Regions from separate parts of the Homo sapiens genome. Here region 2 is linked to region 1. Evidence: read pairs that join two places in POLR2A ChIA-PET (ENCODE). Cell type or tissue: HepG2. All regions are shown on one strand. Region 1 overlaps ERV3-1-ZNF117 (ERV3-1-ZNF117 readthrough). Region 2 has its middle 11 kb from the start of SNORA15B-1.

The links. ChIA-PET counts read pairs that join two places held together with the same protein. Peaks named below come from ENCODE experiments on the same cell type or tissue, not always from the same donor. Only the 100,000 strongest peaks of a DNase experiment are listed, where the experiment ranks them.
Region 2: POLR2A ChIA-PET joins it to region 1 with 12 read pairs; 12 of 35 experiments call an interaction of 5 or more read pairs at or near these places.

The regions. Positions count from the first base shown.
Region 1 is chr7:65,001,761-65,004,260 of GRCh38, reverse strand. The region is part of intron 1 of ERV3-1-ZNF117 (ERV3-1-ZNF117 readthrough); the gene reads left to right. All of the region lies in intron 1 of ERV3-1 (endogenous retrovirus group 3 member 1, envelope), which reads left to right. Among named protein-coding and RNA genes, the nearest start is that of ERV3-1, 3.7 kb to the left of the region's middle. In HepG2, no CTCF peak of the experiment used is centred here; a DNase peak (open chromatin) is centred at 1,530; H3K4me3 peaks cover 1,744 bases.
Region 2 is chr7:65,080,105-65,082,604 of GRCh38, reverse strand. No RefSeq gene overlaps it. Among named protein-coding and RNA genes, the nearest start is that of SNORA15B-1, 11 kb to the right of the region's middle. RefSeq lists an enhancer at 1,116-2,010. In HepG2, no CTCF peak of the experiment used is centred here; a DNase peak (open chromatin) is centred at 1,294; H3K4me3 peaks cover 1,100 bases.

The DNA of each region.
Region 1 (2,500 bases):
CTCCCAAGTAGCTGGGATTACTGGCATGTGCCACCATGCACCAGCTAATTTTTTGTATTTTTAGTGGAGATAGCGTTTTTCCATGTTGGTCAGGCTGGTCTTGAACTCCCTGCCTCAGGTGACCTGCCCGATCTGCCCGCCTTTGCCTCCCAAAGTGCTGGGATTACAGGCGTGAGCCACCGCGCCCAGCCAGGTGTGTTTTTTTAATGACTTGGTGACATCCAACAGAATTCCAAGGCTTAGTTTTTAGAGTGCTACAAAGGAAAAAAATAGGGAAAATCTCTCTTCCATTTTGGCTGTAGAAAATGAATACATTTCCATAAGAAAATGTGGTAGATAATTGGTGAGTTACATTCATGAAAACATCAGTTCCTCTTTTTGCAGGGTACATTTGTTACAGGGAATACCTCTGTTCTGTACTCTATCATCTTGATATGTGATGTTAATGCTAAATTTTATGAGAGGAAACTTGGTATCTCCTAGAAGTGCTCCCATATGACTAATTGTTTACTACATGATTTTTAATGGAAATAATAACATATTGTCTTAAAGGAATAAATGCTTTTGTATTTCTTATTGAGGTATGAAATGTAAGTACCGTAAAATTTCCTTCCCTTATATAAACAATGTGTTTGAGTAATTTTTCTGAATTTTTCAGTTTCAAAAACCAAGTGAATAACTCTGACATGGAAATTAAAGCTTGTGCCCAGTGACCCCAAGCTAATGCTAATATTGAGCCTGCAAAAAGCGGGGAGGTTCTTTCTTTCTTTTTCTTTTTTCTTGACAGAGCCTTGCTCTGTTGCCCAGGCTGGAGTGCAGTGGTGAGATCTTGGATCACTGCAGCCTCTGCCTCCTGGTTCCAGCAAATCTCTTGCCTCAGCCTCCCAGGTAGCTGGGATTACAGGCAGGTGCCACCACACCCAGCTAATTTTTGTATTTTTAGTAGAGACGAGGTTTCACCATGTTATCCAGTCTGGTCTCAAACTCCTGACCTCAGGTGATCCTTGGTCTCCCAAAATGTTGGGGTTACAGGTGTGAGCCACTGCACCCAGCCAGGGAGGGAGGGTATTAAAGGCTCAGTTCATTCTTTCTAGGAAACCTTCCCTGCAGATGTCCCAGCCTGCTCACTCTAGCCATGGAAGAAGCCTTTATACTGAAAAAAGTGACAGAGCCCTGGAAAGCTGGGGACCCACAGACAGATGCAGTTAACATTAAGATGGAATGGGACTGGGAGGGTCTTACTGCAGATGAAATTGTTACTGTTTTGAGGCAGTTTCTAGACTTTGTAAAATGAGCTAAATTAGGTTTATGTAAAAAAATTGAATTCTAAAAGAGTGTTGCAACAGAACGAAGTACCAACTATAAGAGCTTTAAGGATTGCAAAGTTTAAACAGATAAAGGCTTTCTTTCTTAGGGAGGAGCAAAAAAGATTAGAAGGTCAGAGGGGAATAGCAAATGGAGGATGAAAAAAAATCAGATTTTAGATCAGAAATTGTTTTACCATGAAGTCAGCAAGTTTTTAGGAGGAACATAAAATGGGGCTGTATGTTGGCTCAGACTGAGAGTAGCTCAAAGTTCAGGAGCCTGTGGAAAGGAGATAAACTTAAGTAAAGTTTGATTAAGAAGTATTTTAGGCTGGGCACAATGGCTCATGCCTGTAATCCCAGCACTTTGGGAGGCCAAGGCCGGGGGATCACTTGAGGTCGGGAGTTCGAGACCAGCCTGGCCAACATGACGAAACCCCATCTCTACTAAAAAAAAATATAAAAATTAGCCAGGCATGGTTGCATGTGCCTGTTATCCCACCTACTCTGGAGGTTGAGGCAGGAGAATTGCTTGAACCTTGGAGGCAGAGGTTTCAGTGACCCAAGATCGTGCCACTACACTCTAGTCTGGGCGACAGAGTGAGACTCCATCTCAAAAAACAAACAAAAAAGCATTTTATTTTGACCACTGAAGACAAATTTAGCTAATTTTTTAATACAAAAAAGAAGAAAATGTGCAGAGTCAGTGTCTGGTTATGTGATAAGTCAGACAAGAGAGCACCATCTAAGTCATAATGAAAGGATGTTTCTTTCCATAAACTGTTCCTGGAGAACACAAAGGATAGAGAATTTTATTAACGCTATTTACCAGGATTATCTATGTGCTTCATCTTTCCCCACGTCTTTTCTTTGTCCTATACATTTTTTCCACTTGAGTTTTCTGGGTTGTATTTTGTATAATAAATGGGTAAACATAACTACAGTATTTTGCTGAGTTCTGTGAGCAGCTCTATAAAATTATTGAACTTGAGAGATTTATGGGAGTCCTGAATTTTTAAACAGTAGCTCAAAAGCATAGATGGACCTATAGGGTTTGTGACTGGTGTCTGCAGTGAAGACAGTGTTGTGAGATTGAGCCCTGGATCAGGGTCTGTGCTGACTCTTAAGTGGGGTCATAATTCAAATTTTAGACAATGTGTTGGTTTTGAAGAATTGCTTGGTGTTCAGCAAACATT
Region 2 (2,500 bases), 78 kb before region 1:
TAGCAGGGCCACAGGTGGACACAGGTACACCTGGCTTTTTTTGTTTGTTTTGTATAAACAGGGTTTCACTACATGGCCCAGGCTGGTCTCAAGCTCTGGAGTCTTGCTCTGTCGCCCTGACTAGGGTGCAGTGATGCTTCTCGGCTCACTGCAACCTCCGCCACCTGGGTTCAAGAGATTCTCCTGTCTTAACCTCCTGAGTAGCTGGGACTACAGGCATGCACCACCATGCCCGGCTAATTTTGTATTTTTAGTAGAGATGGGATTTCTCCATGTTGGTCAGGCTGGTCTTGAACTCCCAACCTCAGGTGATCAGCCCGCCTCAGCTTCCCAAAGTGCTGAGATTACAGGTGTGAGCCACCGCGCTCGGCCTAATTTTTGTATTTTTTTGTAGAGACTGGGTTTCACCATATTGGCAAGGATGGTCTCAAACTCCTGACCTCAGGTGATCCACCCGCCTCGGCCTCCCAAAGTGTTGGGATTACAGGCGTGAGCCACCGCACTTTCTTATGTTATTAAATAGCCTAGCCCAGGAGGGTGCGGTGGCTCACGCCTGTAATCCCAACAACTCTAAAGGCCAAGGTGAGAAGATCGCTTGAACCCAGGAGTTCGAGACCGGCCCGGGCAACATAGCAAGACCCCCCCATCTCTACGAAAGATACAAAAATTAGGCCAAGCGTGCACCGCGCCTGGCTAATCTTTGTATCTTCCGTAGAGACGGGGTTGCGTCATGTTGCCCAGGCGCATCTCGAACTCCTGAACACAAGCCATCCTCCTGCCTCGGCCTCCCAAAGTGCCGGGATAGCACGGCCCAGGCAGCCTCATGTGTTCTTTAAGCAGTCCCTCCCGGTTGTACACTTGCATAGTTTTCTTTTTTATTTTTTTATACAGGGTTTACCTCAGTCTCGCAGGCAGGAGTGCTGTGGTGAGATCACAGATCATTGGAGCCTTGAATCTTGGGGTTCAAGTAGCTGGGAGGCTGAGGTTGGACTACAGAGGTGGGGTTGCGCCATATTGCTAGGCTGCTCTTGGCCTGAAGGGATCCTCCTTCCTGGCCACGCCCGGACACATAGTTTTCCATTTTTGACCGACATAAATACTGTGCTGGGTGGGAGTTTGTCAACTACCCCTTTCCAGCCAGCAACACACAGGAACTGGCGGGGAGGTCGCGGTTACCAGGCTCCACTCTGAGAAGACTGCCCAGCTCCAGGCACTGTACAGCCCTTGTGACGTGACAGAAGGCCCGCCCCTGTGACGTCACCGAAGGCGCCCCCCAAGATGTCGCAAAGGCCCGCCCCTCACGCAGAGCCAATCGGAACTCCAGGTGCTGGGTCTTCCAGGAGAGCGCCTGCGCGGGAGGGTGACCACAGGCGGCCGGGCGGGATGTCCTGTCCGCCGTCTTCAGCCCAGCCGCCACCACCCATAAGCTATGAGGAGGAGTTTACGACCACCTGGACTACTACCACCTGCGTGACTTCCCGGCCTGAGGGGTCCGCGCAGCAAAGGCCTGACGCTGCTGGAGCAGGCGCTGCGCACCTACCGGCTGGCGCCTGGTAGGCACGAGTGCAGGGTCGCCCAGAAGCTCCTCAATGGCCGGCGCAAGTGCCAGCCAGCGCCAGCTGCAGCCCTGGCCGCGCACTCGCCTCAGCTGAGCCTGGGTATGTGCACCCCCCAACACTTCCCCCAGCCATGTTCCCGGGACCTCGGGAGCGTCCCCCACCGCCCGGTGCCATTCGTGCTGGGCAGGGTCGGCCCCCTTTGAGGCTGCCCCGCGTTAGGGAGCTGCACCGCACCCCCACCAGCTTGACCTCTGACTGCCGTTGCAATAGCATTAAAGCCTTTGGAACTTTGTAGGTGGGTAGAAGGGGCTAGGAAACGAAGAAAACATCTTTTTAAAAATTTATATAAGGGACTGGCCGGGTGCGGTGGCTCACACCTGTAATCCCAGCACTTTAGGAGGCCGAGTGGGTGGATCACCAGGTCAGGAGTTGAAGACCAGCCTGGCCAGCATGGTGAAACCCCGTCTCTACTAAAAATACAAAAATTAGCTAGGCGTGGTGGCGGGCGCCTGTAATCCCAGCTACTCGGGAGGCTGAGGCAGAGAATTGCTTGAACCCGGGAGGTGGAGGTTGCAGTGAGCCGAGATCGCGCCATTGCACTCCAGCCTGGGCAACAAGAGCAAAACTCCGTCTCTAAATAAATAAATAAGATTTTCAAGGCGAGGCATGGTGGGTCACACCTAAATAAGTAAATAAATAAATAAAATGGATTTTCGGCTGGGCATGGTGGCTCACGCCTGTAATCCCAGCACTTTGGGAGGCCGAGGCGGGCGGTTCATGAGGTCAGGAGATCGAGACCATCCTGGCTAACACGGTGAAACCCCGTCTCTACTGAAAATACACACAAAAAAAAATTACCCAGGCGTGATGGCGCGCGCCTGTAGTCCCAGCTACTGGGAAGGCTGAGGCAGGAGAATGGCGTGAACCCGGGAGGCATAGTT